Linked DNA regions of Homo sapiens: regions 2 and 3 are each linked to region 1. A link is a contact called in ENCODE Hi-C or POLR2A ChIA-PET data. All regions are on one chromosome and are shown on one strand. Each heading gives the region's core, a stretch centred on a gene start or an enhancer-like site at or near the end of the contact. The rest is flanking DNA. Distances are from core to core; before and after follow the strand shown.

Region 1 (4,802 bases), core at 1,011-3,510:
ACGGCTCCAAGACAGCACAGGTGCAACCTCAGAAAGGCTAAAACGCCCACAAGCACATCTCCAGGACAATCGTCTTTCCCATGCTCAGCAGCCTCAATCAGCATGAACAGTTCCCGCTGCGGCTGTTCTACGAGGCAGGAGGACTGAGCAAGTGGAGGCTGCCCAGCCAGACCCCGCTGCACCCTCAGCGGCCTCCAGTGCAGGCTCAACTGTGGGCTCAGCTGGAGTCACCGGTCTTGGGGCTCACCTCCCTGCTCCAGGTGCTACACTTTAAATGCCACAAAGACCCTCATCCCGTAGAGTGAGAATGCAGCAGAATCAGTGCTTTCCACCCCTTGTGTAAGTGGGGGAAGGGAGTTCCAAGGCAGTCTTTATGACTTTACATGGCCAGAAACTGCTTTTCCCAGTCAGCAAACAGATGATGGATCAGTGAAGCAATACTCCTGGTGACAAACTGGAAACTAACCAGAATGGAACACGCCTCAGTTTTACAGGTTTTTGCAGAATTTGCATTAATCTCATGTCTAGCTGAACTGAAATGGAACACGATCACACACTGTCGCAAACTCTGCACCTTGTATGGAAGAATAACTATTATTTTTTGTCTGATTGCTTTGGCATTTGAAAAACTACTATTTTTATGAACATTTTAATCCATCTCTAGCTGCTATAAGATGTGGAACTGCGCACACTTTCTCTACAATTCTGGTGGGAGACAGAATATTCCTGAGAGACTTCCTTAGGCCATGCTTAGCCTGTACCCCACGATAAACAGGTGTTATCCTGACGGACCAGAAGGCAGAAAACACACTTGAACATTTTCCTATTGTCACTAAGGAGAAGAAAAAAGCCAAACAGGAGAACAGTACAGTACATTTACTGACACCGGCTGCCCGAATAAAGCTTTCACAGCATTAGTGATACCCTGCAACAAAACCCCCAGGGCAGCTAACTCCCACCGCTGAGGTCGTCCCCCAAACTGCCTCTGACCCCCAGGCCGTCCCTTGCCATCCCCCCAAGCTGTCCCCTGTAAGGTTCTCTGAGCTGGCCGCACCATGGTCAAGCCCCCCGCCCTTGTGATAATGTACTTTGTGATATTCCCCCGCCCTTGTGAATGTACTTTGTACGATACGTCCTCCTCGCCCTTGTGAATGTACCCCGCCCTTGTGACAATACACGCTCGCGCCCTTGTGAAGGTACTTTGTAATATTCCTCCCAGCCCTTGTGACAATACATCCCCCAAGCCCTTGTGAATGTACTTTGAAACATCGTCGCCGCCCTTGAGAATGTACTTTGTAACACCCACCAACTGTCCTCAAAAAAACTGCTCCTAACTCCGATGCCTGTCCCAAACCTATAAGGACTAATGATTGCCGGGCGCGGTGGCTCACGCCTGTAATCCCAGCACTTTGGGAGGCCGAGGCGGGCGGATCACAAGGTCAAGAGATCGAGACCATTCTGGCCAACATGGTGAAACCCTGTCTCTACTAAAAACAAAAATTAGCCGGGCGTGAGGGCGGGCGCCTGTAATCTCAGCTACTCCGGAGGCTGAGGCAGGAGAATCGCTTGAACCCGGGAGGCGGAAGTTGCAGTGAGCCGAGATCACGCCACTGCACTCCAGCCTGGCGACAGAGCGGGACTCCGTCCCAAAAATAAAAAAAATAAAAAAATAAAACCAATAATAATCCCATCACCCTTTGCTGAGTCCTTTCTCAGACTCAGCCCACTTGCACCCAAGTGAGTAAACAGCCTTGTGGCTCACACTAAGCCTGCTCAGGTGACCTCTTATACGGACACGCGTAACATCCCCAACCTGCTGACCGTCCCTTGCCGTCCCCCCAAACTGGTCCCTGACCCCTGACCGCCCCTACCGTCCCCCCAAACTACCTCCAGCCCCCCTCCTGCCCAGGCCTCCCCCTAAGTTACCCCCAAGCTCCTTGCCGCCCCTTCCGTCCCCCCAAACTGCCCCCAGTCCTCCAGCCCGGCCGCTGTGATGGCGTCCCCGGGTCCCAGGTGCTAGTCCTGCGCCGCCCCGCGCGTCCCTCAGCCAATCCCGGCCGCAGACTTCGGCGGACTCTGGTTCCAGCCGGTTCCCGTCGCTCCGACCGTCCCCTGGCTCTGCTCCTGCCTCGCACTCACCATGTCTCCCCTGCTCCTGGGCTCTCCAAGGCGAGCTCTCCGTGGCCTCGCGGCCGGCGCAGCTGAAAGGTACAGGTACTCCCGGGCCGCTCGTGGTAGGCAGGGCACGCGCGGCAGGGAGGACGAAACGTCCCGCCCTCGGGGCCTCGGAGCTCAGGAAGCGGCGCCCTGATTGGACAATCTCTAAGCCCCCGCCCTTTCAACGCTCTGAGCGGACAGCGTTTTGGACACGCCCCCTTCACCCCTGGGGCCTTCGATTGGACACTACTGCAAACCTGCAATCCGCTTCCCGGTGTCCGCCCCGTGCCTTGATTGGACAGTTTTCCGGACCCGCCCCCGGAGCACCTGATTGGAAGATAACTTCCGCGCCGCCCCGCCTCCTGTCGCCCGAGTGACCGGCGCGTAGCCAACGCTAGTGGCTGACCCGCCAGCGGTGGACACTCCCGTTTGCGCGAACTCGCTCTGGCCCGGGGTGAGCCCAACCTCTCCCCGCAGCTCGGCCGCGCCTCCCGCGTCCTTCTCCCGAACGGGCACGAGAAGTCCAGACTCAGTTTCCCCACGGAGCAGCCGGAGTGCTGCGTGGAGGGGAGGGGCGAGCGAGCGGCGTGGGTCGCGTGGGGTGAGCCCTTCGTGGGGCGGGGTCCTCAGCCGTGACGTCACCGCGCTGCCCCGCGTGGGCGCGGACCCCATGGAGGCCCTGCCCCGTGCTGGAGCACGTGCTGTCAGTGTCCTGATTTTTTTTTTTTTTTTTTTTTTTTTTTTTGAGGTGGAGTCTCGCTCTGTCGCCCAGGCTGGAGTGCAGTGGCGCCATCTCGGCTCACTGCAAGCTCCGCCTCCCGGGTTCAGGCCATTCTCCTACCTCAGCCTCCCGAGTAGCTGGGACACAGGCACCCGCCACCACGCCGGCTAATTTTTTTGTATTTTTAGTAGAGACGAGGTTTCACCGTGTTAGCCAGGATGGTCTCGATCTCCTGACCTCGTGATCGGCCCGCCTCGGCCTCCCAAAGTGCTGGGATTACAGGCGTGAGCCACCGCGCACGGCCAGTGTCCTGATTTTTTTACCCAAACGTTTCCCAGCCTCCTGTCCTTCCCACAGGCCCCTGCACTTTGGCTCGCCCCCGACATCTGAGCCTGCACTAAAATAAGGACCAAACCTCGAGTCACCTGATCCCGAAAATGGGCGGACCCCAGGGAGCCCCTATCCTGTCTGGCCTCGCTGGATTTGTTTTTTTGTTGGACATTGTTTTTTGTTTTATTTATTTTTTTATTTTGAGACGGAGTCTCACACTGTCGCCCCGGCTGGAGTGCAGTGGCGTGATCTCGGCTCACTGCAACCTCCGCCTTCAGGGTTAAAGCGATTCTCCTGCCTCAGCCTCCCGAGTAGCTGAGATTACAGGCGCCTGCCACCACGTCCGGCTAATTTTTGTATTTTTAGTAGAGACGGGGGTTTCACTATGTTGGCCAAGCTGGTCTTGAACTCCTGACCTCGTGATCCGCCTGCCTCGGCCTCCCAAAGTGCTGGAATTAGAGGCGTGAGCTACCGCGCCCGGCGGACATTCTTTAGATCAAGAAATCCGGGGCCGGGCATGGTGGCCCAAGCCTGTAATCTCAGCACTTTGGGAGGCCGAGGCGGGTGGATCACGAGGTCAGGAGATCGAGACCATCCTGGCTAACACGGTGAAACCATCTCTACTAAAAATACAAAAAAATTAGCCAGGCGTGGTGGCGGGCACCTGTAGTCCCAGCTACTCGGGAGGCTGAGGCAGGGGAATGGCTGAACCCGGGAGACGGAGCTTGCAGTGAGCCGAGATGGCGCCACTGCACTCCAGCCTGGGCAACAGACGGAGACTCCGTCTCAAAAAAAAAAAAAAAAAACAAAATCCAGGCCAGGCGTGGTGGCTCACACCTATAATCCCAGCACTTTGGGAAGCTGAGGTGGGTGGATCACCTGAGGTCAGGAGTTCAAGACCAGCCTGGCCAACATGGCGAAACCCTGTCTCTACTAAAATACAAAAATTAGCTGGGCCTGGTGGCGCGTGCCTGTAATCCCAGCTACTCAGGAGGCTGAGGCAGGAGAATCGCTTGAACCTGGGAGGCGGAGGTTGCAGTGAGCTGAGATCCTGCCACTGCACTCCAGCCTGGGCAAAAGAATGAGATACTGTCTGAAAAAAAAAATTAAATTTAATTTAAAAATAAAATTAAATAAATAAATTTGGGATAAACCAGTTAACTGTCTCTCAATCTCTCTCTCTTGTTTTTTTTGTGTTTTTTTTTTTTTGAGACAACGTCTTGCTCTGTTGTCCAGGGTAGAATGCAGTGACAAGATCATAGCTCGGCCGGGTGCAGTGGCTCACGCCTGTAATCCCAGCACTTTGGGAGGCCGAGGCGGGTGGATCACGAGGTCAAGAGATCGAGACCATCCTGGCCAACATGGTGAAACCCTGTCTCTACTAAAAATACAAAAATTAGCTGGGCATGGTGGCGAGCGCCTGTAGTCCCAGCTATTCGGGAAGCTGAGGCAGGAGAATGGCTTGAACTAGGGAGGTGGAGGTTGCAGTGAGTTAAGATCGTGCCATTGCACTCCAGCCCTGGTGAAAGAGTGAGACTCCATCTCAAAAAAAAAAACCAAAAAACAAAAAACAAAAAAACCAGCTCACTGTAAA
Region 2 (4,802 bases), core at 2,203-4,702, 580 kb before region 1:
AGCCCAGGAGGTTGAGGGTGCAGTGAGCTATGATCGCGTCACTGCACTCCAGCACTCAGGGCGACAGAGCGAGACCCTGTCTCAAAAATAATAATAATATTAGCCAGGCATAGTGGCGGGCACCTGTAATCCCAGCTACTCCGGAGGCTGAGGTGGGAGAATCACTTGCACCCGGGAGGCAGAGGTTGCAGTGAGCTGAGATCTCGCCTTTGCACTCCAGCCTGGGTGACAAGAGTGAAACTCCGTCTCAAGAAAAATTAAATAAATAAAATAAAATAATAAGAATTAAAAAGATGAATGAATGAAGAGAGTGAGCCGGCCATGAGGAAATCTGGGCAGGGCGTTCCTGGGAGAAGGAAGCGCAGGTGCGGAGGCCCCGAGGTGGGGACGGCTGGGCAGAGTCGTGGCTGGAGCTGAGCAGGTAGGTTGCGGGTGGGCGGAAGTGATTTACAATGTGATTAACCCAGGCAGATGGTGGCCGTGGGGCAGCCGCCCAATCCTCTTAGCTCAAAGCCCCTTAATACTTCCGCTGTGTGGGTCACCTCCGGGCCTCCCCTGTGCCGGGCGGACACCATGCCGGGGCTGGCGGCCGAGGGGGAGGCCGAGGGCTGGAGCCCGTCCCCGCCGCTGTACGAGGAGTACCGGCCGCCGCCCCTGGACAGCATCCGCCTGCCCAGGTACGTGCTGTACCTGCTGCTGGCCGCGCTGGTGGTGGTGGCCGTCGCCTACGCCATCGTCGGGCACCTCATCAAAGACCTCGCCCACGACCTGGCCGGTGAGCTGCCCCCACCGAAACCCAGCTGGGGCCGATGCTGGGTCACCCTGGGTGGGTGGTCAGGGGATCCTAGTGCTTCTCCTAGCTGAGGAGGGGACAGAGGAGGGTGGCCGGGGCCGGGGAGTTGCCTCACCAGCTCCCTTGCCGCAGACTGGGCGTTTGGCCCGAAGCCAGACCAGGAGGCCGCACCCCGGGAGCTGCGCCCCAGCCTGACCGGCGAGGACTTGGAGGGGCTGGACCTGCAGCTGGCCCTGGCCTGGCAGGGCGAGGAGGACGCCGGCGGGGGTGGGGAGGGAGCCCCCTCTGAACCCCCGCCTCCCCCGGAGCCCCGCCGCCCCTCCATTGCCTTCAAGGACCCCCCATCCCGAAGCTCCTTCTGGAAGCTGATGGCAACTTGAATCCTGAATCCGGGTTCCGGACGCTTTGGCGGTCGTGTAGACAGAACTTACGCGCGCCGGAGCCCTTTCTGCAAACCCTGAGCTGCCCGGTCGCAGCGGACGGCTTTCTCCTTCCCAGCCGGCAGGTTCCGGGGGTTGGACGCTGGCGACTTTCACATACGCAGAGCCTGCCCGGCTCAGCCTCAGCCAAGCCGTCAGCAAACTGTGAATTAGAAACACTAGGGCGATTTAAAACGTTGTAATATTATCGGCCAACCTTACCGAGTGCTTAGCGTGTACCTGCTGCTGTGCAGAGCAGGCTTTTTCTATGCAGTATCTCATTTAATCCTCCGAGGTAGGACTGATCGCCCCCACTTAACAGATGGGGAAACCGAGGCACGCAGTGATGAAGTGGCTTCGCCAAGGTCTCAGAGCACAGAGTGCTTTTCTCAGAAAAAGCCCAGACAACTGACTGACTTTGGAGGGCAGGATCTCCAAGGCGGGTCCTGCCCCCACCCCCTCTGCTGGGCTCCCCTACCTCCAAATCTTCTCCAGCCCCCGCCTCGGCTGCTGGGTTTGCTTGTCTCTGGGGGGTGGTCCTGACTTCCTAATCAGATCGAGAGCTCCCAGACAGCACCAAGGCCTCCTTCTCTTCCAAGCCCTGCACAAGACGGGATACACAGTCAGAGTTTAATAGATGCCTGCCTGGCTGGTTCAAGCAGACCTGTGGCCATCCTGGGGCTGGGATGTGTGAGCCCCATCCTGCTGAGTGGCCGGTCTGCTCAGCGGTCATCCGCAGACCTCCGGAAGAGAGGAAGTGACAGCGACTCAGCAGGCGCTCCATAAACACCTGTGCGATGACGCCGGGCCTTCCTACCACTCGTCTGGGCCATGGCTGCTCCCGTGTCAGCTGGGGCGGGGTCCCCCTTCGCCCGGGCAGGGCCCACTATCTAATCAGCCGAGGGACCAAGGTTGAGGACAGGAGAGCCTGGAGCCTGAGTCATCAACGCTCCCGGGCATCCCCACGTGAGAGCGTCCCGGTTTGCAGGTGGACCACGGGCATGTGGCCTCTGCACACCTTCCCTGTCCCTGTGTGCTCCCATGGCTGCTTGTGGGTCCTCAGGGGCCAAGAGCCTGGGCGAGGCAGGATAAGCTGGGGGCGAGGCAGACCCGGCTTCAAATCCCAGGTCAGACCTGCTGCGTGACCTTGACTTTCCTGGGCACAATGAGACCGGCACCATTTCACGGGGTGTTAAGAAAAGGAAATGCGATCTGTGAAATTGCCGAGCACGGAGCCTCATGTGTACTCTGAGAGCACAAAAGGTGACTCTCAAATTTGCTTTGAGAGACAAGGTCTTGTTCTGTTGCCCAGGCTGGAGTGCGGTGGTGCATGCAGTGGTGCAGTCGTAGCTCGCTGCAGCCTCGAACTCCTGGGCTCAAGCGATCCTCTCACCTCAGTCTCTTTGAGTAGCTGAGACTACAGGTGCAGGCCACCATGCTCAGCTAAGTTTTACATTTTTTATTTTAGAGACGGGAGGAGGTTGGTCTGGAACTCCTGGCCTCAAGCGATTCTCCCGCCTTAGCCTCCCAGAGTGCTGGGATTACAGGCGTGAGACACTGTACCCAGCCTTGGTAACTCTTTGTATTTCTAATTTTTTTTATTTCCTTTGAGACAGGGTCTTCCTCTGTCACCCAGGCTGGAGTGCGGTGGTGCGGCCATAACTGGCTGCAGCCTCAAACTCCTGGGCTCAAGTGATCCTCCCACTTCAGCACACCCTAGTAGCTGGGCCTGCAGGTGCCCGCCGCGCCTGGCTAATTTTTCTATTTTTGTAGAGGTAGGGCTTGACTAAGTTGCCCAGGTTAGGCTCAAGGATCTGCCCGCGTTGGCCTCTCAATGTAGTGGGATTACAGGTGTGAGGCACTGGGTGGGCGCACCCTTCTTAAGATATTCCAGTTGTATTTGTGAGTTCCCCCTGTGTCCAGAGTGGCACGGGGCCTGGGCCGGGACGGGAGGTCGCAGCCATCTCAGCTCAGCCCCTGCAGCAGGGATCACAAAGGGGTGGCCCTGAGGCTGATGGTCCCCAGGGCAGGGTGCAGGGAGGAGGGACTCCCTCAGTTAATTGTTACACAGGTCCAGAGTCTGGCCTCCCGGAGGGAGAGCGATGGGGCAGGAGCTGGCAGGGGAGGGGCAGGATGCCCAATCAGGTGGTGCCAGGGGCGGGCCCCGCTCCCAGGTCTCAGGCATCCCCCGCCCGGGGACCGCCTGTGCCTTATCACGGGGAGGCAGGGCCTCGCCCACACCAAACCTGTGGACGCCGACCCGGGACCGCCGCTGGCTGGCTGCTGGCTCACTCGACCGTCATGGAGACCCTGGGGGCCCTTCTGGTGCTGGAGTTTCTGCTCCTCTCCCCGGTGGAGGCCCAGCAGGGTAGGTGCAGGGGGGCGGGAGGGGGCGTCGCGGGATAGGGGAGTTGGTCAGGTGATCACCATCTCCCAATTTTCCATGGCGAGAAAAAGGAGAGGGGGCAGGAAGAAAAGGAAGAGTGGCTTGGAGGCCCTTCTCAACCCCCGCAGTACCGCCCGGCCTCCCTCTCGCTGGGCTCTGCCCTCCTCTGTAAGGGACCCCCCACCGCCCACCCGAGCCTTTCCCCTCTCCAGCCCTTCTGAGCACACCTGGCTGAACCCCCCGCCTTGAGCTCGGCCCCACTCTGAGCTCGGGCCTCCTTTACAAGCCCCTCCCCATCTGAGTCCCCGCCTCTTTTGTGAACCGCTCCTTCTCACTCCTCCTCCTTTATAAACCCCTCCCCGAGCCCCTCCTCCTCTGTAAGCCCCTCCCCTCTGGGCTCCTCCTTCTTTATAAGCCCCTCCCCCTGAGCCTCTGCCTCCTCTATAAGCCCCTCTCCCTCTGAGCCCCCTAGTTCACAAGCCTCTCCCCATCCGAGCCCCTTCCTCCTTTGTAAGCACCTCCTTCTCACTCTCCCTCCTTTATAAACCCCTCCCCGAGTCCCTCCTCCTCTGTAAGCCCCTCCCCTCTGAGCTCCTCCTTCTTTATAAGCCCCTCCCCCTGAGCCTCTGCCTCCTCTACAAGCCCCTCCCACTCTGAGCCCCCTAGTTCACAAGCCCCTCCCCATCTGAGCCTCTTCCTCCTCTGTAAGCCCCTCCTTCTCACTCATCCTTTATAGACCCCTCCCTGAGCCCCTCGTCTGTTGTAAGCCCCTCCCCTCTGAGCTCCTCCTTCTTTATAAGCCCCTCCTCCTGAGCCTCTGCCGCCTTTATAAGCCCCTCCCACTCTGAGACCCTCTCCCCTTATAAGCACCTCCCCTCTGAGCTCCTCCTTTATAAGCCCCTCCCTCTAAGCCTCTGCCTCCTTTTATAAGCTCCCCCCAACAGCTCCTCTGTTGTAAGCCCCAACCCCCCAGACTCTTCTTTATAAGCCCTCCCCATCTGAGCCACCTCCTCCTTCATAAGCCCCTCCCCTGAGCTTGTTCTCCTTTATAAACCCCACCCCTGAGCCACTCCTTTGTCATAAGCCCCGCCCTTCTGAGGTCCGCCTTTATAAGCCCCTCCCCCTGAGCCTCTGCCTGCATTATAAGCCCCGCCCCTTCTGAGCCCTCCTGATTTGTAAACTCCGTCCCCTCTAAGCCCCCCTT
Region 3 (4,802 bases), core at 890-3,389, 530 kb before region 1:
TCACCATCTTGGTCCGGCTGGTCTCGAACTCCTGACCACATGATCCACCCACCTTGGCCTCCCAAAGTGCTGGGATTACAGGCATGAGCCATTTCACTGAAATGTCCAGGACAGGCCAAGCCACAGAGACAAGAAGGGGATGCGTGGGCACCAGGGCTGGGAGAGGAGACAGGGAGTGGTGGCTGATGGGGATGGGGTTTCTTTTAGGGGGGATGAAATGTTCTGGAATTAGGCCAGGCTCGGCGGCTCACATCTGTAATCCCAGCACTTTGGAAGGCTGAGGCAAGAGAATCACTTAAGGTCAAGAGTTCGAGACCAGCCTGGCCAACATGGTGAAACTCCATCTCTACTGAAAATACAAAAAATTAGCCGGGTGTGGTGGCATGTGCCTATGATCCCAGCTACTTGGGAGGCTGAGCCATGAGAATTGCTTGAACCAGGAAGGTGGAGGTTGCAGTGAGCCGAGATTGCGCCACTGCACTCCAGCCTGGGGGTAAAAAAAAAAAAAAAGAAAGGTTCTGGAATTAGATAGAGGTGAATGTACTTAGTGCACTTTGACTTGGACACTTAAAAATGGCTAAAATGATGCATTGTACATCATGCACATTTTACTACAAATTAAAAGCTCATTAAGTCAAATGCGAGGTGCATCAGCCTGTGGTAAGGCAGGCGGCTGGTGGGGAACTAGCTAGGGTGGGGAGGGAGGCTATTTTACACCCAGGGCTCAGAGAAAGCCTGACCGAGATGGTGGCATTTTACAGACCTCAAGATGAGACTGGATAAGAGGAAGGAACTTGTTAAAATCTGCAAAGCTCCGAGAACAGCGCCTGGCAACCGCCCCGTGACTGTTGGCTTCTCCGATGGGGATGATGTTTCATCACCTCCCTGAGGGCCACGATGTTCCCGGCACTGGGAACAGCCCGTGCAAAGGCCTCCGGGTAGAAATGCACTTGGCAAGTTGCAGGCCAGCAGGGTTGGAGTGGAAAGAGCCAGGGAGCCTGGTAGGTTTGGAGGTGGGACAGGCTCTTGGCTTTTGGGTGGCGGTGGGAGCAGTTCCTCTCCCGGCCCCCAGGGGGCAGCACGGACTGCAGGGAGCTCAGGGCTGTGTCCAGTTCTGCAGACCCAAACCCCCGCCAGTCCCCCTGTTACAATCTTTCTTTTTTAGAGACAGAATTTTGCTCTGTTGCCCAGGCTCGAGTGCAGCGGTGCAATCATAGCTCACTGCAGCCTCGAACTCCTGGGCTGAAGTGATGCTCCTGCCTCAGCCTCCCAAGTAGCTGGGACTACAGGCACGCATCACCACCCTTGGCTAATTTTTGTATTATTATTATTACTTTTTGTAGAGATAGGGTCTTGCTATGTTACCCAGGCTGGTCTCAAACTCCTGGGCTCAGGCGATCCTCCCACCTCAGCCTCCCAAGTAGCTGGGATTACAGGCATGCACCTCCGTGTTTGGCTAGTGTGTGTGTGTGTGTGTGTGTGTGTGTGTGTGTGTGTGTGTATATATTTTTTTTTTTTTTTTTGGGGTAGAGATAGGGTCTTGCTATATTACCCAGGCTGGTCTTGAACTCCTGGGGCTAGTGTGTGTGTGTGTGTGTGTGTGTGTGTGTGTGTGTGTATATTTTTTTTTTGGGTAGAGATAGGGTCTTGCTATATTACCCAGGCTGGTCTTGAACTCCTGGGCTCAAGCGATCCTCCCGCTTCAGCCTCCCAAAGTGCTGGGATTGCAGGCGTGAGCCACCGCACCCGGCCCCCTGTTACAGTCATTTGCTGAGTGAAGGCAATGAACCAACCCTGCCCCGCGCTGGGAGGTTCAGGGCCACGCATTCTGAAGAGGACAGAGCGGTGGCCCCCGAGTGTCCAGGAGAAGTGGCCAGAGCCGTTTCCTGCTGACCCAGCTGGCCAGCTGGTGTCAGCACGCCCCCTCCGCCTCCCCCGACCGGGGTTTCCTGTTTGTGCAGCGCCTGCTCAGCTCCATCTCTGGGGGACTCCCTGGCGAGCTGGGAGGACGTGATTTCCTCTACCAGACGCCCAAGCTCCCCAGGGGACCAGGCCAAGCGCCGCTGCCCCCACCTCCCTCCAACATCTGGCTTGGAGAGAGGCGTCTGGGGATCACAGGAGGCCGCGGAGGACCCGGGTCACAGACGGAGGAGTCACCGGGGGCCAGTGAGGAGTGGCCTCAGGCCTGTGAACCTCCGAGAACCTTCCAGCCTCCCTGTGCATGCCTGTTCCGGTCCTTCCAAGAAGGACGCCTCACCCACTCGCTTTCTCTTCCTTCCTTCTTTTCCTTTCCTTTTTTTTTTTTGAGACAGTCTCACTCTATCCCCCAGGCTGGAGTGCAGTGGCGTGATCTCGGCTCACTGCAACCTCCGCCTCCTCCTGGGTTCAAGCAATTCTCCTGCGTCAGCCTCCCGTGTCCTCCTAGTACAGATGGGGTTTCGCCATGTTGGCCAGGCTGGTCTTGAACTCCTGACCTCAGGTCATCCACCTGACTCGGCCTCCCAAAGTACTGGGATTACAGGTGTAAGCCACTGCGCCCTGGCCCCTTCCTTCTTTTTCTTTTCTTTTCTTTTTTTTTTTTTTGAGACGGAGTTTTTACTCTTGTTGCCCAGGCTAGAGTGCAATGGCGCGATCTCAGCTCACTGCAACCTCTGTCTCCCGGGTTCAAGCAATTCTCCTGCCTCAGCCTCTCGGGTAGCTGGGATTACAGGCATGTGCCTCCACGCCTGGCTAATTTTTGTATATTCAGTAGAGACAGGGTTTCTCCATGTTGATCAGGCTAGTCTCAAACTCCTGACCTCAGGTGATCCACCCACCTCAGTCCCCCAAAGTGCTGGGATTACAGGCGTAAGCCCCCGCACCCGGCCCTTCTTTTTCTCTCTCTCTTTCTTTTCTTTCTTTCTTTCCTTCTTTCTTCTTCTTCTTTTTTTTTTTTTTTTTTGACAGAGTCTCGCTGTGTCGCCCAGGGTGCACAATCTCGGCTCACCACAACCTCTGCCTCCTGGGTTCAAGCGATTCTCCTGCCTCAGCCTCCCGACTAGCTGGGATTATAGGTGTGTGCCAACATGCCCGACTAATTTTTGTATTTTTAGTAGAGACGGTTTCACCATGTTGGTCAGGCTGGTCTCGAACTCCTGACCTCAGGTGATCCACCTGCCTTGGCCTCCCAAAGTGCTGGGATTACAGGCGTGAGCCACCGCACTTGGCCCCTTCCTTCTTTTTCATCTCTCCTCCTTCCTCTCCCCATATATCCTCTCTTGTCTTCTTCTCTCTGCTTCATCCCTCCCTCTCTCCTTCTTTTCTTTCTACAAGTATTTATTGAGCACCCACTCTGCATCAGGCCCCATTCTAAGCCCTGAGGGCACAACAGAGATGTAGACAGACAAAGCCTCTGCCCTGGAGGAGGTGACATTCCACTGGGGAGATGAGCAGACACCCGTGCAGTCACTAAACAACTAAGCAAATCCATAGGCAATCACTAACTTCCTCTGAAGGAAAGAAAACAGAGGGCTGAGACTGAGGGTAGCCAGGCTGGGCGCGGTGGCTCATGCCTGTAATCCCAGCACTTTGGGAGGCCGAGGCGGGTGCATCACAGGGTCAGGAGATCGAGACCATCCTGGCTACCACGGTGAAACCCCATCTCTACTAAAAGTACAAAAAATTACCCGGGTGTGGTGGTGGGCGCCTGTAGTCCCAGCTACTCGGGAGGCTGAGGCAGGAGAATGGCGTGAACCTAGGAGGCGGGGATGGCAGTGAGCCGAGATTGCGCCATTGCACTCTAGCCTGGGCGACAGAGCCTGACTCTGTCTCAAAAAAAAAAAAAAAAAAAGATTGAGGGTAGCCAGAGGCTGCTTATGCTGAAGGGGTTTAGGGTAGACCTCTCTGAGAAGGGGGCATTTGAGCTGAGACCAGGGGAGATCTGGAGAGAACAAGCGAGCAGTTAGTTGGCTGTTTAGACAGAGGTAACAGAATGTGCAGCGGCCCTGAGGCAGGACTGGGTCTGGTGCACTGGAGGAACGGCGAGGAGGTCTGTGTGGCTGGGAGTGGACGACGGGGAGAGAGGGAGGAGGGGAGGACAGGGCAGGGATGGGACAGGTTGTGCAGGGCCTTGTGGGCCACAGGGAGGACCTGGGCTTTTACCCCAAGAGAGGTGGGAGCCGTGGATGGCTGTGCGCAGAGGAGGGACGGGCCCTGACTTGGGGGCTCACAGGTGTCCTCTGGCCATAGTGAGAAGGACAAATGGTGGGGGCCAAGGGCAGGAGCTGGGGGCTAGGATGGAAGTGACTGCTCTGGTCTAAGTGAGGTTAATTTTCCCACTTCCTATCCCTACAACATAGAATTACACTGTCCTACCCATCTATTAGACGCCCCATGAGGGCTGGGTGTGGTGGCTCACACCTATGATCCCAGCGCTTTGGGAAGCCAAGACAGGAGGATCACTTGAGCTCAGGAGTTTGAGACCAGTCTGAGCAACATAGTGAGACTCTGTCTCTACAAAAATATTTAAAAAATTAAAAAAAAAAGCCAGGCGCGGTGGCTCATGCCTGTAATCCCAGTACTTCGGGAGGCCGAGGTGGGTGGATCACGAGGTCAGGAGTTTGAGACCAGCCTGGCCAACATGGTGAAACCCCATCTCTACTAAAAATACAAAAATTAGCCAGCCGTGGTGGCACACACCTGTAATCCCAGCTACTCAGGAGGCTGAGGCAGGAGAGTTGCTTGAACCCAGGAGATGGAGGATGCAGTGAGCCGAGATCGCGCCACTGCACTCTAGCCTGGGCGACAGAGTGATACTCCATCTC

The links. A loop is a pair of places that touch in the nucleus more often than their neighbours do. ChIA-PET counts read pairs that join two places held with the same protein, here RNA polymerase II (POLR2A). Pooled maps may share reads with other maps.
Region 2: a loop to region 1 is called in a pooled map, with 2.5 times the contacts of the local background. The contact joins the promoter of SMIM24 here to the promoter of ZNF57 in region 1. A Hi-C loop is called at or near these places in 1 of 50 pooled maps. POLR2A ChIA-PET finds 5 or more read pairs at or near these places in 3 of 52 experiments (HEK293, HepG2 and activated CD8-positive, alpha-beta memory T cell).
Region 3: a pooled map shows a loop between it and region 1 (3-fold over the local background). The contact joins the enhancer-like site here to the promoter of ZNF57 in region 1. A Hi-C loop is called at or near these places in 7 of 50 pooled maps. POLR2A ChIA-PET finds 5 or more read pairs at or near these places in 2 of 52 experiments (CD8-positive, alpha-beta memory T cell and activated T-cell).

What each region holds. Positions count from the first base shown.
Region 1 is chr19:2,898,386-2,903,187 of GRCh38, reverse strand. ZNF57 (zinc finger protein 57) reads right to left here and starts at 2,260. Exons shown (of 4, transcript NM_173480.3): 1 at 2,140-2,260. The coding sequence starts at 2,142. RefSeq lists enhancers at 2,063-2,212, 2,072-2,643 and a silencer at 2,823-2,872.
Region 2 is chr19:3,479,175-3,483,976 of GRCh38, reverse strand. SMIM24 (small integral membrane protein 24) reads left to right here and starts at 3,452. Exons shown (of 4, transcript NM_001136503.2): 1 at 3,452-3,580. The coding sequence starts at 3,514. SMIM44 (small integral membrane protein 44) reads left to right here and starts at 536. Exons shown (of 2, transcript NM_001395954.1): 1 at 536-775; 2 at 926-1,867. The coding sequence starts at 574. The coding sequence ends at 1,173. LOC105372246 (a long non-coding RNA gene) reads right to left here and starts at 999. Exons shown (of 5, transcript XR_936264.2): 1 at 691-999. RefSeq lists an enhancer at 220-758.
Region 3 is chr19:3,425,953-3,430,754 of GRCh38, reverse strand. The region is part of intron 3 of NFIC (nuclear factor I C); the gene reads right to left. Among named protein-coding and RNA genes, the nearest start is that of SMIM24, 52 kb to the left of the region's middle. Within about 2 kb of position 2,139, at least 31 of the 41 ENCODE cell types and tissues checked have a DNase peak (open chromatin) inside an H3K27ac peak, as active enhancers do.